2 separate regions of the Homo sapiens genome follow, and region 1 is linked to region 2. Evidence: read pairs that join two places in POLR2A ChIA-PET (ENCODE). Cell type or tissue: Panc1. All regions are shown on one strand. Each heading gives the region's core, and the rest is flanking DNA. Links, peaks and the distances in the headings are about the cores only.

Evidence for each region. Peaks named below come from ENCODE experiments on the same cell type or tissue, not always from the same donor. Only the 100,000 strongest peaks of a DNase experiment are listed, where the experiment ranks them.
Region 1: POLR2A ChIA-PET joins it to region 2 with 16 read pairs; 3 of 35 experiments call an interaction of 5 or more read pairs at or near these places.

The regions. Positions count from the first base shown.
Region 1 is chr12:1,301,499-1,313,748 of GRCh38, reverse strand. The region is part of intron 15 of ERC1 (ELKS/RAB6-interacting/CAST family member 1); the gene reads right to left. Among named protein-coding and RNA genes, the nearest start is that of LINC00942, 190 kb to the left of the region's middle. RefSeq lists an enhancer at 9,636-10,178. In Panc1, for the core only: no CTCF peak of the experiment used is centred there; no DNase peak of the experiment used is centred there; H3K27ac peaks cover 758 bases.
Region 2 is chr12:1,438,246-1,450,495 of GRCh38, reverse strand. It overlaps ERC1 (ELKS/RAB6-interacting/CAST family member 1), which reads right to left. Exons shown (of 19, transcript NM_178040.4): 18 at 5,746-5,934. It overlaps LOC124902856 (a long non-coding RNA gene), which reads right to left and starts at 5,293. Exons shown (of 2, transcript XR_007063156.1): 1 at 3,830-5,293; 2 at 1-2,204. RefSeq lists enhancers at 4,265-4,766, 7,906-8,405. In Panc1, for the core only: no CTCF peak of the experiment used is centred there; no DNase peak of the experiment used is centred there.

The DNA of each region.
Region 1 (12,250 bases), core at 1,541-9,540, 140 kb after region 2:
CCTCCAAAGTGTTGGGATTACAGGCATGAGCCACCGTACCCGGGCAAAAAAAAAAATTTTAGAATATTTAATACTTCCAGAAAAATACTGAAACGTCATAGGATAAATCAAAATGTTTTCGGTCTTTACATGTATTTTTTTCAATTTTTTGTACAATTTGATTTACATATGGGAGGTGATTAGCCTCTTTTTGGTGGTTGGTTAGTGCCTCTAAAGGTCTTATTCTAGCCTTGTAAGTCTATCTAGGATAGATAGAATTAAAGCAATATATGGAGTTATAACACGTTTCTGAACAGGAAAGTTGAATCTCTGTTTAATATCCATCCACTCCATCAACATCCTTTACTAACGGAATCTGGATTTTGCACTGGATAGTCACTGCCCAACTAAAACGTGATATTCCAGCCTCCTTTGCAGCCTGTTGTGTATAGAGGGTGGGCACGCTACAAAGTTCTGGCCAGTAAGAAGAAGAAATCTAGTGGGTGGGTCTTTGATATGGTGATTGTTGTTTAACCAGTTGGCACGTCCCTTTTCCCCCTTGTCTTTCTTCATATTCTGGAATATGTAGGAAAGGCTTCTGTATGCCACCATTTTGCAAGCAGGAGGAAGAAGGCCATATACTAAGGATAGCGGAAAAGAAAGAGCCCAGAACCATTGGTATCATGGAGCCACTGTAGCAGCCCCAAATTGCCTATTAATAGAATAAACCCTTATTCTATTAATCTTTTCTTATGGTTTTATTGCAATAGGAGCATCTTTTGGATGTTCATTAAAAATGAACTAAGAGAACCCTAAGTGATACTGCTGTAACCTGCCAAAAGTAATGATGGAGAGTTAAGAAGACTGGCTGCCAGGAATAACATGATAAATGTTACAGTGAAAGTGGCTGCAGGAGAGACAGAAGGGGACTTTAAAAGTAGAACTTTTAAAAACAAGCTCAACTCATGAAAGAAATGACCAACTCATAAATATAGTGGATGACTCAAGCCTAAAAATACATGTAATTTAACAGAAACAATTATCTTGGAAGTGAGGTAAGAATCAACCAAAGTCAATATATTAAATGTCTATATGTAAAAAAAACTGCTTTGGCCGGGTGTGGTGGTTCACGCCTGTGATACCAGCACTTTGGGAGGGCAAACTGGGCAGATCACTTGAGGTCAGGAGTTTGAGACGAGCCTGACCCACATGGTGAAACCTCGTCTCTACTAAAAATACACAAATTAGTCAGGCATGGTGGCAGGCACCTATAATCCCAACTACTCGGGAAACTGAGGCATGAGAATCACTCAAACCCGGGAGGTGGTTGCAGTGAGCCGAGATCCCGCCACTGCATTCCAGCCTGGGTGACAGAGGAAAAAAAAAATTGCTTTACTTCTCTGAGAAACAAATAATACAATGTCAAGGAGTCAGAGGTGCCATCAGTGGGTTAGGAGGACACAAGCAAACAGACTGACTCTGGCAACTGATTTTCTTTGATACCTTTACTGCTTAAAGCTAGAGGTCAAGCTCAAGGTACTGAAGAGACAGCAGCATAAACTTCAAAAGAAAAAGTCAATATGGGGTATGTGATCATACCACTGATTACACAGAGATGTCAGGAACTCCACTTACTCCTGTAGCTGTTGATGAAAAAATAGAAATAGTAGCTACAAGCAGCAGAAAATGTGTTTCTAGGAGAAGAAATTATGCTGTCCAACCCCTGCACTGAGATGCAAAAGACAAAATCATGTTCTTGAGGAAAAATGGGGACATAGTTTTCAAATAATAAACTATATATTGGGTAGCATAAGAAATAATTAGTTTAATTTTACATAGTGGAAATTCAATCATATAAAGTCAATGGGAAAGTTTTTATACTGCTCAAATTTTATCAAATTTCCTATCATCCAGCTGGTGAAAAGACTTAGTTTTGGCCACGTATCTCCATAGAAAAAAAGACAAAGCATGGCTACTTCAAGTGAAATAGCCAGAAAAATAACTGATAACTCTATGAGTAAAGCAATTGCATCTTTTTGAGGAATCAATAGAATAGTGCTTGCACATTTTATGCCAACTGGATCGGTACCATTTCCAAGAATTTCTGGTCTAAAATAAGTTGGTAGTTGCCTGATACACGAGAAAAACTATTACCACTTCACATACATAGAAAAAAAAGACTGTTTCAGATGCTCACGGGAAAAAAAGGTCCCCATTAATAGGACAACTATGTATTTAGGTTAGAAGTGACAATAAAAATTAGGTTAATAAATTATTTTCCTATAAATAAGAAAGATCAAAGGCATATCTCTCTTGCTATCTTAGGCATATAAAATCCTTTTTACTAATCAACTAAGGCTGATCTCATACCTCTAATCAACTAAGGCTGATCTCATACCTCTAACACTACTGAAGTTTGACAAAAACAAACATTGATAAATTTAATGTTGTATCAACAGAACAGGGGAGAGAAGTCAGTGGTCAATTTTTCTTGCCAAGTAGTTTTGTCTGTTTTACGGCTCTTAGAAATTCTAGGATGCCTAAGCCAGTGCAATTAAGTGACACAGGCAGAATTCAAACCCTGGTGTATCTGTTTTTAAAGTTTGTGCCAGAAAGGATACCTAACTACTAAAAGTTACAAAACATGAACTTGATTATGGACCTCCTGTATCCTTATAAAATGTTTCCTTTGTTAAGGTGATATTCTCATTCTTCACATTTCTGTGCCTATGTTTCTTGTCTCCCTCCCTTGTGAGTTATATCATTGGCAGATTTTGAAGAAAGAGGTGAACACACTCAGTTCAGCCCCTTCTGCTCTCCCCTCTTCAGACCTGGCTGCTTATGCAGAAGGTCCATCCTGTTCTACTCTCTGCCACGCAGTAAGAAGCCTGCAGTTATGCAGCTGTGCTGGTGGCAGGAGTGATATACTAGTGAAGCTACTTGGCTGCAAATATAAAGTCATGTTCTCTAATCAGCTTTGTCAGTAATGACGATAGTATTTTCATCTCCCTTATTTTGACTCCCGTTTACTACTCAACTGGATCCAGATTCAAGAGGATAAATACGGAAAATCTTTGGCAAGGGATACACAATCTATCTGCCCAAGAGCAGAAATTCAGAAAAGCCTTTTGACTGTATGCAGTACCCTTTAGAGCACAGAACTACTGCATCTCCCTAATTTCCCAAATGTTTTAGCCTCTGATTATTCATTGAGATTCTAGTAATAAAGCAGTAATTACTGATCAAGAACTGTTTAAATGGCCAGGCGCGGTGTGGCTCCTGCCTGTAATTCCAGCACTTTGGGAGGCCAAGGCAGGCAGATCACCTGAGGTCAGGAGTTCGAGACGAGCCTGGCCAACATGGTAAAACACCATCTCTACTAAAAATACAAAAAAATTAGATGGGCCTGTTGGCGCGCACCTGTATTCCCAGCTACTTGGGAGGCTGAGGAAGAGGCAGAGGTTGCAGTGAGCCGAGATCGTCCCATTGCACTCCAGTCTGGGAGATTAGAGCAAAACTGTTCCTCAAAATAAAATAAAATAAAATAAAATAAAATAAAAAAGAACTGTTTAAAGTGTTTTACATGTATTAACTTCCTTAAAATCCCCTCAGCACTAACACGGTGAAACCCCTTCTCTATTAAAAATACAAAAAATTAGCCAGGCATGGTGGCGGGTGCCTGTAGTCCCAGCTACTCAGGAGTCTGAGGCAGGAGAATGGCGTGAACCCGGGAGGCAGAGCTTGCAGCGAGCCAAGATCGCACCATTGCATTCCAGCCTGGGCGACAGCACGAGACTCTGTCTCAAAACAAAACAAAACAAAACAAAACAAAACAAAAGAAAACAAATCCCCTCAGCACTAGGTACTATTACAAATTACCACTCTATAGACGAGGAAACTGAGTAACTGAGAGGTTACATAACTTGCTTACAGTCACACAGACAGGAAATGGTGAAGGCCATTTTAAAGTCGTCAGTCTCTCGAGTCTGTGACCTTAACTAGTTTCCGTCAGTTCAGTAGGTCTTAAGGAGACATTAAAAAAAAAAAAAAAAAAAGTCAGAGTGCACATAATGAGAATACTGTTTTGTTAAATACTTATTTCACTATGTGTGTGTCTGTTAGAGCAAGAGTGAGAGATAACGAAGAGACAAAAAGGGAGAGAGAAGGGGGAAGGTACAGAATACTTTTCTTATTGGGGTCAGAGTAAAAAAATAGGCCATGCTGTCTCTCCACAGGTGGGTGAAGAAATTCATAATCATTCTGATAACAACCTAGTATATGATTTACTCACTTCCCCTATAGTCTGACATACTAATAATTATTCCTAAACTAAGATGTCATCAATACTTATTATTAGATAATCTTACTATCTACAATACTACCACAGTTCCCAAATTGTGCACTGCAGCACCCCAGGGAACTCACAGGGGTACTGCAGAGCATTTTAAATTTTGAGAAACACAGTGCTGTCAGACAGTGTGCAAATTACTAGCTTGTGGTATTTCACAGTTCAATACGACATCATGCAAAATTATTGTTCATGATATTCCATCTCTTCGAAATTGAGTTTTTGATGGTTGCGGTGTATCTTAGTCTATTCAAGCCGCTGTAACAAAATATCATAAACTAGGTAGCTTATAAACAACAAAAAATTACTTCTCACAGTTCCAGAGGCTGGAAAGCCTAAAATCAAAGTGCTGTAAGATTCAGTATCTGGTGACAGTCCGCTTTCTGGTTCACAGATGGCATCTACTCACAGCTTTTCTCACACAGTGGAAGGGGCAAATGAGTTCTCTGGGGTCTCTCCTACAAGGACACGAATCCCATTCATAAGAACTCCACCTTCAAGACCTAATCACTCCCAAAGGCTCCACACCTCCTAATATGATCACCTTGGGGTCAGAATCTCAACACATGAATTTTGGGGGGACATAACCATTCAGACCGCAGCACTGTGACTAAAAGCACAGCACAGTTCTGCACAGAAATTAGCGTGGAACAAGAAATGAAGTTGGCAGTGGCCAATCTGATTCCAAGGTTTAAAAAACTGTGCCATGCCCAACAATCACACATTTGATGAGTAAGTAATAAGAAATTAAAATATTTTCTTTCAATTTATTATTACTAATATGTCTATTATTTTTTGACATGATTACAAACTGTTGGAACACAACAAACTGTTAGGAACTGTTAAGTATTTATTTTGGTCTAAAAGTCACGAAAAATTTAGTGATTGTGCTAGAACCAAGTAATGTTGGGAACCTCTGTCCTACTGCCAAGAAACTGACTTCCTTTAAGAAAGCTGTAAGATAATGTCTACCATCAAGTTTGAAGAATTTTCAAGTATTCTTTCAATTTATGCATGCAGAACAACATAAGCTGCTTTAGTTTTTTATTGAAATGTCCTAATTTTAATATAACTGAATAAAAGCATTTTTTTTTTCTTTATCTCAGGTCTTTATTTGCTGCTAATCTGTTGCAATACTCTGGGATTCATAGGAAATTTGCCTGTGAAGTAACTGCTACCATTCATGCAAATAATAATAATAATAATAATAACAATAGTAACAGCTAAAGAAGAAACAGAACCTCACCTATGAACACATGACTGTTTGGCAGCCCACTGATTCTCCTCTCGCCTCTATCCCTGTCAGAGGTTAGGACACTGCCCTGTCTTAAGAGCTACACTACTAGTTTTCAAATAATAAAATGATGTCTTATATGCACAATGACCATTCACACAAATGTGACCTTTGAGGTTTATCTCCTGATGTTTTGAACTGTTGTCAGTATTCAGATGGGATTTACAATGAATCAAAGCTACTGCTGGTCACACTACATTACATCTACAATGGAGTGCAATGAGATACCATAATATTTTCATTTGGTACTTTTTATTAGCCTACAGTTCAGTTCAGTTCTAGTCAATGAAATACACAGTACTTTTTAGGTTGAAAGCCTCTATTTATAATACTGCTTTAAGAAGCTTAGATGGAGGAGGAATACCACAGAGGACATTGATCCTCTGACCTAAAAAGCAAGTTAAAAATGCTCAATTTTAAATAAAAAAATCTTGGGTAGCAAAAAGGAATCATCAACTTACCTAAACAGTGATTGGTGACTAACTAAAGGGGCGCTCGGGCATTAGTTTAAAGCAAAAACCAAACACAGCTCTGGAACCGTCTTAGGTTTTAAAAGTGAAAACAAGAATATAATTTTTAGCAGGACGCAGAAAGGATGCACCCACAGCTAAAAGTAGTAGGACAAGCAGCTGCAACAGAAAAACTCCTTCAAACCAATGACATCCAAGTTAACTGCAGAAAAGTCACTTCACTCAATTTCAGTGTGCAACTTCTATTTAATCCCAACTACTAATAAACAACAAACACCTCACCTAACATGTTTACAGGGCCTGTGGACTCATTATTCATACAACACCACAAAGTGGGCAGCAGGGAGTTGAAAAGAAAGAAAATTCATGCCAAGTCAACCCAGGGTCAAATCACCAAGAACTTATTTTACGCAATACTCATTAAACTCAGTTATTCTTTTACTTATTGGTCCAAAATTAAATGACCTGATTAGCTATCTTCAGGAAAAAAACAAAGTTGATTTATCTTTCCCTTTAAGACAATCAATCCAAAGAAACTGACAACAGCTGAGCTTTAGTAAAACAGGTATCTTCTTAGCGATCAAAGAGATGAGACACAAATGAACACTGACGTGTCATAAACAGTCTCTAGGGCCTCACTTGCTCCGGAGCCCGTCAGCACTTCCCAGGATGCCAGCTGGGAAGAAGAGGGCATGTGCCCACAGTATCTCCATCTGAAACCTCCCAACTACAACCATGCCAAAGATCACCTATTGTTTGCCTGTGATATATCCATAAAAGTTTATATACATAAACTTTGCAATTATTTGGGTACTTTCTAACAGATGAAATTACAATAAAATGAGTAATTAACTCACTGAAACATGTATAGATGTCTGGTCAAAAAACTGTCTGGGCCTGTCTAAAAAAAACAAAAAACAAAAAACAAAAAAAACCCAACTTTCTGATTAGGCCTCTTCTACAATTGGAAATTACTGACAGCTTCACACTATATTATTTCATAAAATAGGATTTCATCCCTAGCAAGCAGAGCTGCAGCATCTACTTAATAACATAACAATTTCATTCATCTCCCGATGTCTTAAATTGAAGCACTGAGGGGTTTAGCTACATGAACTCTGCCAATAAAATAAAACTACAACAAAAAAATCAGACCTAGAAATAAAAAGAAATGTTTTCCAATACAGTTTTACATGGAGAGATGGAAATACACAAGCACAGTGTGTCTGTCTTATCTCCACAGGAAATTAGCAACTGAACGTGGTTTACTCCTCCAATTTTCTACTTCAGTATTAACGGGTGGAGCAATTGCCACATGGAACAAGCCCCTTTAATACCACCTGGTCTACTTCCCAGCAGTAAGTTCCACTCCCAGGCCTGTCATGGCTCATTTAAATAGTACAGTATGCTCCCTCTGTAAGTCTGCTCCTAGAGCTTAGAGAATTTAAGATATAATGAGATACGAAGGTGTTTATCATGAGGTAGAATGGAACTCTGAGCCAAAGCAACAGGAGCTGGATGTCATGAGCAGGCTGAGAACCGAAGGTTTTTTTTTCTTTAAAGTATACTGGAAAAATAAACTATTCCAGAAGACACCATAAAGTTTGGGTAAAGGCAGAAGTTTTAAGCAGAAGTAACTCTTACAGAAACTCAGGAAACAAAATAAGATTTCAGAAATAGAGATGAAGAGCAGGAAGTACATCTTTCATCATTGCCTTCTGCTGCCTTTCCACAGAAAACTGTTGTTTAAGAGAGCTGTAATTCATCCCATCCCATAAGCAATGGCAAAAACTTTGCAACAGATATATATCTAAAAAGCAACAATCAAATCCATCTGATGGATTTTGAAGACTTCAGGAAGAAAAAGAATGATTACAAAAATAACAGTTGACAAAAATTAGGAGAGAAGGAGAAAAAAATCCTAACAGACTGAAAATAAATTAGCTTAAATTGGAACTTGTACTTGTGATAAATATTGTGAAGGAACCCAACATGACCCTCCCCTCTTGCTCCAAACTCATAAAAATAGTGCATAAAAAGAAAATAATAATTAGGTATTGAGCTTTAGCCAAAGCAGGAGAAGTGCTAATAACAAAGAATTCAGTTATAGCTGATGAGTTTAAGTGGAAATAACTTACGGGGGTGGGGCGAGGGAGCGGTAGGTTAAAAACTGGGTTATAAGCCTTAGGGAGGAGATCCCAGGACTGGGGCTCAGGAGGAGATGGAACTAACCTTTCTGCATAAAGTTAAAGAAAGTCACAAAGGTTGACTATCCCTGTAAAAATAGAGACCTTTAGAAAAACTTTACTTACTAGCCCAATGAAGCAACAAAGACTCTTAGGCTATGGGTAGGAAAAGAATTACTCATTAGAAATCACTGATGCATGAGAGACACACAGAATCCCAAGCACAGAAATTAACATAAAAACTGGTCCAGAAAGAGTGAGTGTACTAAGTCCCCAGAGAGAGAACCTGGACGCTGCTCTGAAGGAACAGGACTCCCAAGGAAAGTAGCTCCACAGAAGCACAGCTACCAAAGATTAGAAAACAAGTCCTCGTTTAAGAGTTACAACAAACAGGCCGGGAGCAGTGGCTCACGCCTGTAATCCCAGCACTTTGGGAGGCCAAGGTGGGTGGATCCGGAGATCGAGACCATCCTGGCCAACACGGTGAAACCCGTCTCTACTAAAAATACAAAAAATTAGCCGGGCGTGGGGGCGGGCGCCTGTAGTCCCAGCTACTCGGGAGGCTGAGGTAGGAGAATGGCGTCAACCCGGGAGGCGGAGCTTGCAGTGAGCCGAGATCACGCCACTGTACTCCAGCCCGGGCAGCAGAGCGAGACTCCGTCTCAAAAAAAAAAAAAAAAAAAAAAAAAAAAGAGTTACAACAAACAGAAGACTTCACATTGTAAAAACTCGAAATAATAGAACTGTGTTAAAGGGCCTTTAAATAAGCATAACAGAGGTTCTCCTAACAGAATGCCAATTATCAGACTCTCCAGATCAACCAATATTCTTTCTCCCTTCCAATAAATTGGCTGACACCCAGGCATATTGAAAGATAGCAACTCAGAGACAACCGAAGACTCTTTTGGCTGCTTAACCAGTTGTGCTTCCAACTGTTTTTCATGTATCTTGCCTTCGCAGAGTGCCTTAAAGACTATCTCTAAACCTCAGAGGTAGGTGCTGATTAGATTAGGCCAAGAACGATAATCCCACTTTCCCTCCTCAATGACTTGGCACGGGACTCTGTCTAGCCTAACAGATGTGAGTAAAAGTCTACTGTTGGGGGAGGCTGGATATCAGGACTTCTGAGAAACATTTTCATATATCTAAGGAAGAGACCTAGGAACACTCAAAAGGATGGCATCACTTGACACCAGCCTGAGGACAAAAATCAACAGTTCAATGCCAGTACATCTGGTCAGTGGATAGTTTTAAAATCTTGACTGTAGTGGTATTTACACCTCCTGTGTTTTCCTTTTATAGACTATGTTTTTTCACCACAATACAATAATACTGTGAACTCCACAACAAATACCTCTCTCCCAACTCCCAATTTTATGAAATGAAACCACCACACCCTAAATAGGTTAAAAAGAAACACTCAGGAATCCAGAGACTTCATCATACATGAGAAAAAAAAATCTAGATATATATCAAACCTTGGATATAGCTAATGGAATTCTTTTTTTTTTTTTTTCTGAGATGGAGTTTTGCTCTTGTTGCCCAGGCTGGAGTGCAATGGCGTGATCTTGGCTCACCATAACCTCTGCCCCCGGGTTCCAGCAATTCTCCTGCCTCAGCCTCTTGAGTAGCTGGGATTACAGGCATGCGCCACCACACCCAGCTAATTTTGTATTTTTAGTAGAGACAAGGTTTCTCCATGTTGGTCAGGCTGGTCTCAAACTCCCGACCTCAGGTGATGCCCCGCCTTGGCCTCCCAAAGTGCTGGGATTACAGACGTGAGCCACCACGCCTGGCCGATAGAATTATTTTTATTTATTTATTTTTTTTTTTGAGATGGACTCTTGCTCTGTCATGCAGGCTGGAGTGCAGTGGCGAGATCTCAGCTCACTGCACGCTCCGCCTCCTGGGTTCATGCCATTCTCCTGCCTCAGTCTCCCCAGCAGCTGGGACTACAGGTGCACGCCGCCACACCCAGCTAATTTTTTTTTGTATTTTTAGTAGAGACGGGGTTTCACCATGTTAGCCAGGATGGTCTCGATCTCCTGACCTTGTGATCCGCCTGCCTCGGCCTCCCAAAGTGCTGGGATTACAGGCGTGAGCCACGGCGCCCGGCCGGTAAAGCAGCATCAAGATTGAGAGGATTGACTCCAATTTTGAAAGAAGTTCTACTGTGGGTAAAATGCTTATCAAACAGCATCCCATGCTTCAGAAAAATCTTTTGTGAAAGGAAGAGTCCATTGATGTGGCAACTTTATTACTGTCTTATTTTAAGAAATTGCTACAGCTACCCGAACCTTCAGCAACCACCACTCTGCTCAGTCAGCAGCCATCAAGATAGAGGCAGGACCCTCCACCAGCAAAAAGATCATGACTCCCTGAAGGCTCAAGATGATCAGGAGAATTTTTTTTAAATAAAGCATTTTTAAAGTATGCACATTTTTTAAGACACAACGCTACTGCACATTTAACAGACTATAGCATAGTGTACATATAACTTTTTCTTTTCGAGACAAGATCTCACTTTATCACCCAGGCTGGAGTGCAGTGATGCGATTACAGCTCACTGCAGCCTTGACTTTCTGGGCTCAAGCAATCCTCCTGCCTCAGCCTCCCGAGTAGCTGGGACCACTGGTGTGTGCCACCATGCCCCGCTATTTATTTTCTTTTTTTGTAGCGACAGGTTCTATGTTGCCCAGGCTGGTCCTGAACTCCTGGGCTCAAGCAATCCACCTTCCATGGCCCCAAAGTGCTGGGATTACAGGCGTGACCCATTCCACCCTGCTTACATATAACTTTTATAAGCACTGGGAAACCAATAAATTTGCGTGACTCGCCTTATTACAATATGCACTTTATTTCAGTAGTCTGGAACAAAACTTGCAGTATCCCCAAACTATGCCTAAAATGCCCTAAACAACCATGTTTATGAATACATACGTTTTAGAATTTTCTTTTGAATTTTATGCTTTTTCCCTCCTTCTTTTCTTGCATTACTAGGATCTCCAATATAGTATTGAATAGGGGGATATAGACATTGTTATCTCTTTTGCAATCTCAGGGTTCAGCTTACATCATTAGGTATGATGTCAGCTGTAAATTTTTCATGATGCTCTTTACTAAGCTGAATTACCTTCTATCTCTAGTCAGCTAAGATATTTTATCATAAATGGGTGTTGCCTTTTATTAAAAGCCTTTCTGAATGTTCTCAGGTGACTAAATGATTTTTTTCTGTATTTTGTTCAGGTAGTGAGTTTAATTAATTCATTTTTGAATACTGAACAAACCTTACATTCTAGAAATAAGGCCAACCTGGTTGTGATATATTAGCTTTCTTATTTATATTGAATTCAAATTGCTAAGGTTTTGTTAGGGACTTTTATGTCAATGTTCATGAGTGACACTGATGTGTAATTTATTCTTTTGCAATGTCTTTGTCAAGTTTAGGCAGGAGGGTCACAATTCTAAGCTGACTTGGTAAGTATTTCTATAATACCTTCTTTATTTTGTGAATGAGTTTCTCTAAGACTGGTATTACATCTTGCTTAAACATTTGGTAGAATTCAACAGTAAAGCCATTGGGGCCTGGAGTTTTCTTTGTAGGAATGTTTTTGATTATAAATTCTATTTCTTTTTCTTTCTTTTTCTTAATTTTTAAGTTCAGGGGCACATGTGAAGGTTTGTTAAATAGGTAAACTTGTGTCACGAAGTCTTGTTGTACAGACTATTTCATCGCTCAGGTATTAGGTCTAGTACTCATTAGTCATTTTTCCTGATCCTCTCCCTTCTCCCACCCTCCACTCTCCACCCTCCAATAGACCTCAGAGTCTGTTGTTCCCCTCTATGGGTCCATGTGTTGCCATCATTTAGCTCCCCTTGTAAGAACATGTGGTATTTGGTTTTCTGTTCCTGCGTTAGTTTGCTAAGGATAATGACCTCTAGCTCCATCCATGTTCCTATAAAAGACATGATC
Region 2 (12,250 bases), core at 1,642-9,641:
AAGGAACGAAATTCTGACACAGCATTTCCTTAAACAAGGTGCAACACAGACGAACCTTGCTACATGAAATACGTCAGTCACAAAACGACAAATACTGCCTGATTCCATTTATACGAAACCCTTACAGGAGTAAAATCAGAAGGCAGATGGAATATGGGGCAAGGGAGAATGGGGAGTTACTGTTTAACAGGTATGGCGTTTCAGTTCTGCAAGATGAAAAGAGCTACAGAGATAGATGGTGGTGATAGTTTACGTTATGAATATAACACTGAACTGTGCACGTAAAAATTTTTAAGATGGTAAAATTTATGTTGTGTATGTTTTAGCACAATAAACAATAAAAAAAGATAACTGATTTAAAGCAAAAACAGTAACAATGTACTATGGCTTTTATAATATATGGAGGAATAAAATGTATGCCAATGATAGCATAAAGTTTGAGACAAAGGAAATAGAAGTATACTATTGGCAGATTCCAATACTATACCTGAAGTGGTATACTATATTTTCAAAATTTGACTATGATAAGGTAAAACTGTACACTGTAAACCACAGAGTAATCACTTAAAAGGGGTGGGGAGTTGAGCTTTAAGCCACTAGTGGAAATAAAATAAAATAACAAAAAAAAATTACTTTAAAAGAAAACAAAAACAGAGGAAAAAAATAGATGAAACAAATAAATATAAAGATGATAGGTTTAACTTTACTGTGTCAATAATTATATCAGGTGCAAATATTCTAAACACTTCAATCAGAAGACAATTACTGATTTGATATATGTTCTCTACAAGAAACCCACCTTAAATAGAAAGACATAGTGTGTCAGCCCATTCTCACGCTGCTATGAAGAAATACCCGAGACTGGGTAATTATTAAAGAGGTTTAATTGACTCACACTTCTGCATGGCTGGGGAGGCCTCAGGAAACTTACAATCATGGTGGCAGGAGACAGAAGTGCCAGGCAAAGGCGGAAAGGACCCTTATAAAGCCATCAAATCTCATGAGAAGCCACCCACTATCATGAGAACAGCATGGTGGGTAACAACCTCCATGATTCTATTACCTCCCACTGGGTGCCTCCCATGACACGTGGGGATGATGGGAACTACAATTTAAGATGAGATTTGGGTGGGGACACAGCCAAACCATACCATTCTGCCCCGGCCCCTCCCAAATCTCATGTCCTCACATTTCAAAACACAATCATGCCTTCCCAACAGGCCCCCAGCATTAACCCAAAAGTCCAAGTCCAAAGTCTCATATAAGGCGAGGCAAGTCCCTTCTGCCTATAAGCCTGTAAAATCAAAAGCAAGTTAGTTACTTCCTAGATACAATGAGGGTACAGGCATTGGGTAAATACACCTACTCCAAATGGGAGAAATTGGCCAAAACGAAGAGACTACAGGCCCCAGGCAAGTCTGAAATCCAATAGGGCAGTCATTAAACCTTAAAGTTCCAGAATGATCTCCTTTAACTCCACGTCTCACATCCAGGTCACGCTGATGCAAGAGGTGGGCTCTCAGGGCCGTGGGCAGCTCTGCCCCTGTGGCTCTGCAGGGCACAGGCCCCTTCCAGCTGCTTTCATGGGCTGACAACTGAGTGCCTACAGCTTTTCCCGGCGCAAGGTGCAAACCAGCGGTGGATCTACTGTTCTGGGGTCTGGAGGATGGTGGCCTTCTTCTCAGAGCTCCACTAGGCAGTGCCCCAGTGGGGACTGTGTAGGGGCTCTGACCCTGCATTTCCCTTCTGCACTGCCCTAGCATTGAAAAAGACAAAGTTCTTGTCCTGTCCTCATGGCGGTGGTGTTGGTGGCAGCATGGTGGCAGTGAAATGCATTGGAGATATGAGGTGAAAAATGCAAATGTCAGGAGCAGAAGGCTCTGCATCACAAAAACAAAACTACAAAACTATAAACAAAACACGCACACAAAATAAACCAATATGCATATTTGGCAGTGACTCACATCTTCTGTTTCTTGGCCGTTAAAGCTGAAGTCAAACTCTGATCACAATACTTTCATAGGCAAGTCATTTTGTATTGTTAGACAGCCTACATTACTTCCTTAAATTCTTACTTGGGGTAAGGAAGCACGAAATGGGTTGGTTTCTCCACCAACCTTTAGAAGCTATGAAGAAGCTTATAGTAGGGGTTGTTAGTTACTGTATTCCTCTGTAGATGACCCAGGTCTCTCGTTTCGCAGGGACTGTTGGGGAGAATACAATTTCACACACCTCAAACAGTAACTTCAGTAACTGAAGTACATTCTCAATTAAAGGGAAACATGACAATATTAACGGAAGTCATGTGTGTGAGCACAATTGTTTGGATGAGTGCAGTAGCTTGACTGTAACACAATCTGCAATGGGAAGTCTATTAATCAGGTTTCATTCACTCAAAACTTGCTGAAAAATCAGTTTGAAATTTTCTATCTTGGTATCACTCTGAAGATTTTTTTTTCCCCTTGGTAAGACTGAGTTAAGTCCATCTAGGCATATTGAAAATACAGGACTGAGCAAAAATATCTTTTCCATTTCAAAGACAAGCTGGGCAGGCATGGTCACTCATTCCTGTAATCCTAGCACTTTGGGAGGCCAAGGCAGGCCGTCTGCCTGAGCTCAGGAGTTCGAGACCAGACTGGGCAACATGGTGAAACCCCATCTCTACTAAAATACAAAAAATCAGCTGGGCACGGTGGCGCGCGCCTGTAGTTCCAACTGTTCGGGAGGCTGAGGCACGAGAATTGCTTGAACCTGAGAGGTGGAGCTTGCAGTGAGCTGAGATCGTGCCACTGCACTCCAGCCTGGGTGACAGAGCGAGACTCTGTCTCCAAAACAAAAACAAAAACAAAAACAAAAACAAAAACAAAACAAAGACAAACTGTTTTACAAAGGAATAATTTAATGCCAGTTAAACTTTAATACATTAATAAGCACTGGGTTTTTTTTTTTTTGTTGTTGTTGTTGCTGTTTGTTTGTTTTTGAGACGGGGTCTCACTCTGCCACCCAGGCTGGAGTACAGTGGCACGATCTCAGCTCATTGTAGCCACGACTGCCCGGGATCAAGCCATCCTCCCACCTTAACTACCTGAGCAGCTGGGACTACAGGCGTGTGACACCATGTCTGGATAATTTTAATTATTTTTAAAGACGAGGTCTCTCTATGTTGCCCAGGCTGGTTTTGAACTCCTGGGCTCAAGGGATTCTCCCACCTCAGCCTCCCAAAATGCCGGGATTACAGGTGGGAGCCACTGTGCCCAGTAGCACTGCTTTTAAGAAGCATCGTTTTTCTGCAAAATTCTGAAGCAAAAGTCTCTAAAATGAATAGCCATGTGCCTTGTTTCCAATGGGCTTTTGGTTGCACTGTAGTTGTGTATGTATTTATTTCCATTACATTTTTAGTATATGGTTATCAATATCAAAAAGAGCTATTAGGAATTGAATTTAATACTGTCCTTTTTTTTTTTTTCGTTTTAGAGACAGGGTCTCACTTTGTCACCACCCAGGCTGGAGCACAGTGGCACAATCATAGCTTACTGTAACCTTGAACTCCTGGGCTCAAGCAATCCTCCTGCCTCAGCCTCCTGAGTAGCTGGGACTACAGGTGTGAGCCACAGCACCTCGCTGAATTTAATACTGTTCGTTACATTTTTTTCCTCTTTCAAGAAAGAAAGAGATTAAAATTCCTATGTCAACACGCTAAATTTGAGAAGTTGGCCTTGTCTTCACACATCAAATAAATGATGGGTAACTAGTTAGGCTGTGAAATATGTCCGTGTATTATTAGGCAACATCCACATCACGGGAAAGTAAGTACAGCTCTAAGGCTCACCAGTTTGCATTTCTTGACTTGCGGGTTTTCACTGTCATCTTTAATATCACACCACAGGAAGTTCTGTATTAAATACAATTTACCTTCACACACGAGTAAACAAACAATATTTAAGAAATAGAAAGTATTTAGCTAGAAATAGTAAGTAGCTTCAAAGTTCTGATGAAGAGTTTTAGTAAGTTTACACCACCTGTGCCTTTCTTTAGCCTTCTGTTGGTATGATTGAATCTATAGGGGGTAAGGAATATCACTGACTTCTATCAGTAAACTAGGAGCAAAAGGAGCTTTAAGTTAATATTTCAAAAACTGACCTATTTTTCTCTTTTTCTGTTTCTATGTCTCAATGTTTATTCACTTTTTCTTTCCTTCACTTTCCATGTCTGTACTGTATGCCTGTTCTCATCCTGTCTTCTGTTTCTTTTATTCCTGATTTTTTGTCTCCAGGCTAGCCTTACCCTGTCTTTTACTGCATTAAAAATCACAACATGTAAAAAAGAGAATCACTGGATTTTTACAAGTGACAGTAAACAGAAAATGTCGTCTAGGGAGTACTATAGATGGAATGTTTACCCTCCTCCCCTCAATTCATATGGTGAAATCCCAACCCCCAACGTGATGGTATTAGGAGGTGGGCCTTTGGGAGGTGATTAGGTCATGAGGTCAGCAGCATGCGACAGGACACAAGGAACCAGAAACCAACCATGCTGGGGCCCTGATCTGGGACTTCCAGCCTCCAGAACAGAAAGCAATAAATGTCTGCTGCTTATAAGCCACCCTGTCTGTGTTACTTTGTTTTAGCTACCTGAATGGTCTAAGACATGGGATTAACCTAAACTACTCAGACTTTCCTTCAGTGGCTACCGCTTCATGGAATAACCGATGGCAATGTTAACAGATCGTCCTTAGCCTTCTCCCTTATAAATCAGCCCTTTCGGATACTTGAGTAAGTTACACTGAGCCAAGAATCGTACTTCCTTCAAAAGGTAATTCCAAATATCTGTTCAAGACTATTCATTGCCAAGAAACTTGAATCGAAGAGGAAAATGGTGGTTACCAGGGGCTGGAAAGATGTTGCTGAAAGTTACAAAATATCAACTAGACAGGAGGATTACCTTCAGGAGATCTAGCGTACAACTGGCCGGGCGCGGTGAATCACGCCTGTAATCCCAGCACCTTGGGAGGCCAAGGTGGGAGGATCACTTGAGGTCAGGAGTTCGAGACCAGCCTCGCCAGCTTGGTGAAACCCCATCTCTACTGAAAACACAAAAAACTAGCCGGGCATGTTGGCACGCGCCTGTAGTCCCAGCTACCCGGAAGGCTGAGGCAGGAGAATGGCTTGAACCTGGGAGGTGGAAGTTGCAGTGAGCTGAGATCATACCATTGCACTCCAGCCTGGGCAACAGAGCAAGACTTCATCTCAAAAAAAAAAAAAAAAAAAAAAAAATCTACTGTACAACATGCTGACTATACTTAATAATAATGTATTGCTGAGAGTAGATTTTAAAGTGTTTTCACCACACACACACAAAAATGGAAAGTATGTGAGGGAATGTATATGTTAGCTCTATTTAGCCATTCCACAATGTATACATATTTCAAAATTACATGTTGTACATGAGAAACATACATTTTTAATTGGTGAATTAAAAAAATAAAACAGTAAAAAATCAATTAAAAATCAGTTTAAAAATTATATCTGGAAACCCCTCCCCACCCCCCAAATCTTGAATCTAAACATGGAATTCCCCAAGGTAGCTCCCACTGCATGAACCTACACAGCAACGGGATTCCCCAAGGTAGCCCCCACTGCATCAACTACACGGCAACTGGATTCCCCAAGGTAGCCCCCACTGCATCAACCTACACAGCAACTGGATTTTCACAGGCTCTTTTCAAAGTTTGAGTGAGAGGCTCACCTGCCCCCGGGTCATCTTCTGCAGCTCATTCTCCCAAGCCGCCTGGTCATCGTCCAAGTTATAGGAAGCTGGTGGAGTGAGTCCACGGAGGATCAGGGGGTCTCGGTCATGGCAGAGGGTTGTCAGGTGTCCAATGTACAACTTTAATTTACTTCTATTTTGGTCAAGTTCTAAGAGGGGCTGGATGATCTAAGGCAAAAAAATAAAATAAAATAAAATAAAATGAGGAAAGTCAAGGTCAGTCTGAAATGAGAGGTTCAAATATTCTTTATGCTTTCCAAGTCAAAGAAAATTGACCAAAGACTAAAGCTCTTCTAATCACTACTGAAATCTTCAGGATTACAGAAACATTTTCACATACTGTCACACATTTACGCTGTCACACGCAGCCGCCCTTCTGGGAGACAGGAAGAGAACGCTGGCTTCATATATTCACACCAGACGGACAGCTCTGTATCGAGGCAGGAATTAAGCACAGGACTAACTTGTTTTTACAGAGATGCTATTCCTGATACAGAAAGACTCCAGTTACCTCACAGTTTCTCTTTTCACTTATTTATGAGTAGATTACAAAAAACTGCTAGTGAAACTGCTCATCTGAAAGCCTGGACTACATATACTCCAAGTGTTCCTCCACCTCCTAGAATGGAAGAAAAATTCTGCCTCTGGAGAAAGTGCATGTTTTTCTTGGCCAAGAGATGTGATGAGGGAACTCATTACGAATTCTGTCTCATCCTGGCTTATGCTCTTCTCATTTATTTCACAGAGGTTATCCGATATTCTTCTGAACCAGTGACTGATAAATCCCTATATAACACCAAACACCTGACTCACAGCCAAGGACTCTGAAATTCTTAGTTGTAACATTGGTTCTGTGTTTTTCTTAAGTAACAGACTTGCTCTACGTTTTTTCTTTTCTCATTCCTTTCCCCTGCTTGAACAGCTACTCCTTTGATTCCTTCTGGAAGCACACTAAATGACTGATGACTCCTGCCCCAGGATTTCATTTGGCAGCTCTCGTGACAATAGTCTGGCCAGGTATTTGGTAGCTGGTCAAAGCCTGGAGTGCTGAGGAAGAGAGTGGGGCCAGACCTCACCATCACAGAACACTGAAGCATTAGAGCAGCCCCTGCTTGACACACAGCAGCTGTGAGCACTGCGAAGCACCGCCAAAACGCTGGCAGATCTCAGTGTGTTCCCAGGGCTCACACAGCAGGTCTGCACCTGTTGCATGTCACCGGCCTGGCAATTTTCATGAACAGGACACCTCTGGCCTAACTAATGAATTGGGAGCTCAATAATCTTCAAGTCAACAGAAGCAAGGCCTGGTATTACTTTCCACAGTAACACTGATTCCTCCTTGGACCCCCTCAGAGGACTGCTCCTGCCACGTTCCTTTATTTCTTTTTCAACAAGAGTTTTTTTAAGAAATAAAGTTTTATGTTTTTATTATGAAAACAATATATATTTTACTCCAAAAAATTGGGGGAAAAAAGAAAAATATAAAGGAAATAAGACTTTTGCATACACTTCCATCAAGAAGTAATTATTTGGCCGGGTGTGGTGGCTCACGCCTGTAATACCAGCACTTTGGGAGGCTGAGGAGGGCAGATCATGAGATCAGGAGATCGAGACCATCCTGGCTAACATGGTGAAACCCCGTTTCCACTAAAAATACAAAAAATTAACTGGGCGGGTGCCTGTAGTCCCAGCTACTCGGGAGGCAGAGGCAGGAGAATGGTGTGAACCCGGGAGGTGGAGCTTGCAGTGAGCCGAGATCACACCACTGCACTCCAGCCTGAGCGATAGAGCGAGACTGTCTCAAAAAAATAAAAAAAAATAAAAAAGAAGTAATCATTTGTAACATTTTGGAAATTTTCCTGCCAAGTCTTTTAATAAATTTATATAAATCAGCTTCTAACAGTATCACACCTCACATTTTGCTTGATACATTATCTATTTAACATTATATTGTCAGTACTGTTCACTACATTATATATGACCGAAACTATGTTTTTCATGGCTGCATAATACATATAGCACATTTCCTTTGTTTCTAATACTATTTCCAGGAAATAATTAAAAGAGAATAAAGAGCAAGGGCTTAGTGGCTAAAACAATCTTCAGCTTGCTAAAAAGATCAGAGTTCAGTTTAGGCCTATACAGTATATTACACAGAAGCTGGAGCCTGGCTAGACAAACCAGAGAAAATTAATCAATTTAGCATTACTTTTGTTTTTAAAATTCTCTCTCTCTCTCTAAGGATAAACGATAAACACCAAAGTTCTGCTGTGGAAGGCTGCTGGGCTCTGTAAGAGACTCCTAATCAGCAGGTTTACGGTACCAGTTCTGGGCTGGAATTTCCTACCTATGACAGGCATGTCAACACAGCCAGTCACAGAAGGAAGACAGTGTTTCAATCAAGTAGAGAATTTAGAGTGGGGGAGCTGGATAGTTTTTTGCAAACAATACCAACTTTTCAAAAATATTGTATTTTATTTCTGGGCATACATGTATACTTGTGGTCGGGCATGGTGGATCATGCCTGTAAACTCAGCACTTTGGGAGGCCAAGGTGGGCAGATGACGTGAGGTCAGGATTTTGAGAGCAGCCTGGCCAACATGGTGAAACCCTGTCTCTACTAAAAATACAAAAATTAGTCGGGCATGGTGGCGTGCGCCTGTAATCCCAGCTATGTGGGAGGCTGAGGCCGGAGAATCGCTTGAACCCGGGAAGCGGAGGCTGCAGTGAGCAGAGATCACACCACTGCACTCCAGCCAGGGCGACAGAGTGAGACTCTGTCTCAAAACAACAACAACAACAAAAAGTATACTCATTGTGGAAAATTTACAAAGGATTCCAGGTGCAGTCTTCAAAGGTAAAATTACTTTAAATGCAAGCACACTCTGTGCGCCAATGACGAAACCGTCTCATCACGGTTCTGTTACTACACCCCCATGATGCCAAGTAACATATCCCTATTTCATTCCTCATTTTTTAAAAGCTTGGTTTTCTCTATCTTCTTTCATGAATACATTGATTTAAAAAAATCACCTTTGGGATTTTCACTGGATTTGTGCAATTTATTCCCATTCTTTTGGTGCACACGCGCATGTTTGTGGGTATAGAGCTGCCATCACAAATGCCACATCTGGGCTGCAAAGGCTGAAAGAGCTGCTTATCTTAGGTAATTACTTTTGACTGACAAAACTGGCAGAAAAAAGTATGACCACGAAGAAAGGGGGCAATGTGATAAATGGTCATATTGAGAAGGTCAAATTCCTTATAGTAAAACAGAATTTAAAAAGATATTATTAGCTCACTCCTACAACCACTATGACTGCGGATGCTGACTTTTTAGATCCTTATTCTTAATAAACAATCAATTTCAGCCGGGCACGGTGGCTCATGCCTGTAATCCCAGCACTTTGGGAGGCTGAGGCGGGTAGATCACTTAAGGTCAGGAGTTCGAGACCAGCCTGGCCAATACGGTGAAACCCCATCTCTACTAAAAAAATACAAAAATCAGCCAGGCATGGTGGCGCATGCCTGTAATCCCAGCTACTTGGGAGGCTGGGGCAGGAGAATTGCTTGAACCTGAAAAGGGGAGGTTGCAGTGAGCCGAGATCGCACCATTGCACTCCAGGCTGGGCATTGCAGCAAGATCTGTCTCAAAAAAAAAAAAAATTTTCAAACAGATTTAAATGCATTTTATGCTGATGGCTAATTGATTAAATAAACATGATGGCATCTGGTATTCTGAAAAATTTCAGAGTCCAATCGAAAACTTAAAAAATAAGGCTGAGGTCAGGTGTGGTGGCTCATGCCTGTAATTCCAGCACTTTGGGAGGGCAAGGTGGGTGGATCACTTGGGGACAGGAGTTCGAGAGCAGTCTGGCCAACACAGTGAAACCTTGTCTCTACTAAAAATATGAAAAGTAGCTGGGTGTGGTGCGCACCTGTAGTCTCAGCTACTCAGTAGGCTGAGGCATTAAGAATTGCTTGAACCTGGGAGGTGGAGGTTGCAGTGAGCTGAGATCACACCACTGCACTCCAGCCTGGGCGACAGAGTGAGACTCCATCACACACACACACACACACACACACACACACACACACACACACACACACACACACACACACACACACAAAAGGCTGAGGCAGGGGGATTGCTTAAGGCCAGGAGTTTGAGACCAGCCTGAGCAACATAGCAAGACTCTGTCTCTATTAAAAAAAAAAAAAAAAGGCCGGGCGCGGTGGCTCACACCTGTAATCGCAGCACTTTGGGAGGCCAAGGAGGGCAGATCACGAGGTCAGGAGATCGAGACCATCCTGGCTAACACGGTGAAACCCCGTCTCTACTAAAAATACAAAAAAAATTAGCCGGGCGTGGTGGCGGGCGTCTGTAGTCCCAGCTACTCGGGAGGCTGAGGCAGGAGAATGGCGTGAACCCAGGAGGCGGAGCTTGCAGTGAGCCGAGATGGCACCACTGCACTCCAGCCTGGGCGACAGAGCAAGACTCTGTCTCAAGGAAAAAAAAAAAAAAAAAAAGAGAAAGAAAGAAAACTTAAAAAAGAATGAAATTCTAAATTGTTTATCCGGGATAAAAACTCATTTTACAAAGAAAAGATAAATGTTTGAAGTGATGGATTACTCTGATTTGATCATTTACATTGTATAGAGGTATCAAAATACCACAAATACTCCCAAAATATGTATCATTGTGAAAGCATATGAAACTGCCCAACTAGTATAGTCCCCAAATCTATCTGTAAAAAAACTACTTAAGCCTCTCGGAACACATGAACCATGTCAATCATGTGGGAAATGCCCTTATCTCTTCCCTTTTCTCCCTATCTAATTTGAGCAGTCCACTTAGAAAAGAAACTGTGTTTCCCACAAGGTAGAACTGCCACTGCCTAATCTCAAGAGGGAAGAGGGACATTTGCCAAGTAGAAAGAGAATGCCTTACAGGACCCGTAAGTTATAACTTTTTTCCACATGCGACCTCAATACATTGGCAAGGGGTCCTACTAAAAATCATCAGATATGTGGTCAGGCCAAATTGGTTGTACAGCTATAATGAACTGTACTTAAATATACTTTTCTGCACTAGGAAAAAAGAAGTTAAAAAATGAACTCGTCATGATATTTGCTTGTACCAAATATGATGCCAAAACGTCATTATGGCCCCAATGCTACATTTACAAAATTGTTGAGGAAATTTAAATTATAAAAAGGGATGAGACATTTTTGGTTAAGTACTAAGAGCTTTGTTTCTTCTTGTAAGAATTTATTTGTTTATGTATTAGATTCTCAAACAGGCTTCAGAGGCCAGCATTTCATGGCATAGTGACAAGACCAGTAATCTTCCAAAGGTGTTTGTTTTAACCTAGTTTCCACTTCAGTGAGGTTGGATAACTGATGGTCTTTAGGAAGACAGGTAAGTTGTTCCTGTATCATTCAATACAAATAGTAACAGAAGATTCTACAGCATTCCACTTCTGCAACTCACTCATCTATGAGATCCAAACACACTTTCTTGGGCCATGTGACTTCAATACCTGGAAGAAATGTGCAGAGTGAAGCGTCTGTCCAGTAGGCTCTTCTCTTCCCACTCTACTGCCTCTGTGCCAGATAGTTACTCTAAGAACCATTCCGAGAGGCATAACACAGCCTCCTCATAAAGCCTAGATGAACAGGTACTGAATATTATTTGGGGCTTAAGGTATTTTCTCATGGGGTACTAATCTTTTGTCCGTTGAAAGATGTCATTTTTTATATATATATATATATTTTTTTTTAAATTGAGACAAGGTCTCGCTTTGTCACCCAGACTGGAGTGCAGTGATGCAATCACAGCTCACTGAAGCCTCAGCCACCTGGGCTCAGCGATTCTCCTACCTTAGCCCCCAAAGTAGCTGGGACTATAGGCATGCACCACCATACCCGGCTAATTTTTTAAATTTATTGTAGAGAAAGGGTCTCACAATATTGCCTAGGCTGGTCTTTAACTCCTGGGCTCATGTGATCCTCCTGTCTCAGCTTCCCAAAGTGCTAGGATAACAGGCCTGAGCCACTGCACCCAGCCCGAAAGATGCCATTTTTTTAAAGCTAACATTTATTGATGACTTATTGTCTTCCTGGCAAATTATTTTTATATCTACTACGATTCTTCTGTGGCTAGCTCAGAGCCCTGAAGTGGCTACAAAATCTTTTTGTTCTTTTTACCTGCTGAAGTCTTCAGAGGCAGGTTCAACTGTCCATATATTAACTGCATAAATGTTAGTGGTAGTTTTGATTTCTTATTGGACTGTCATTGTACTGCTGTCTCTCAACATAGACTACATTAAGAAAATCCCAGAATAACAGATTAACTTTCCATAAATATTATCATCTTAGAATGGCATTCTTATCCAGAGGCCCCAGCGGAGAGCTAAACTCTGAAAAGTAAAAGATGCGAGAAAATAAAATTCATTAATTCTGCCTCAAAGTCTTTACCCTC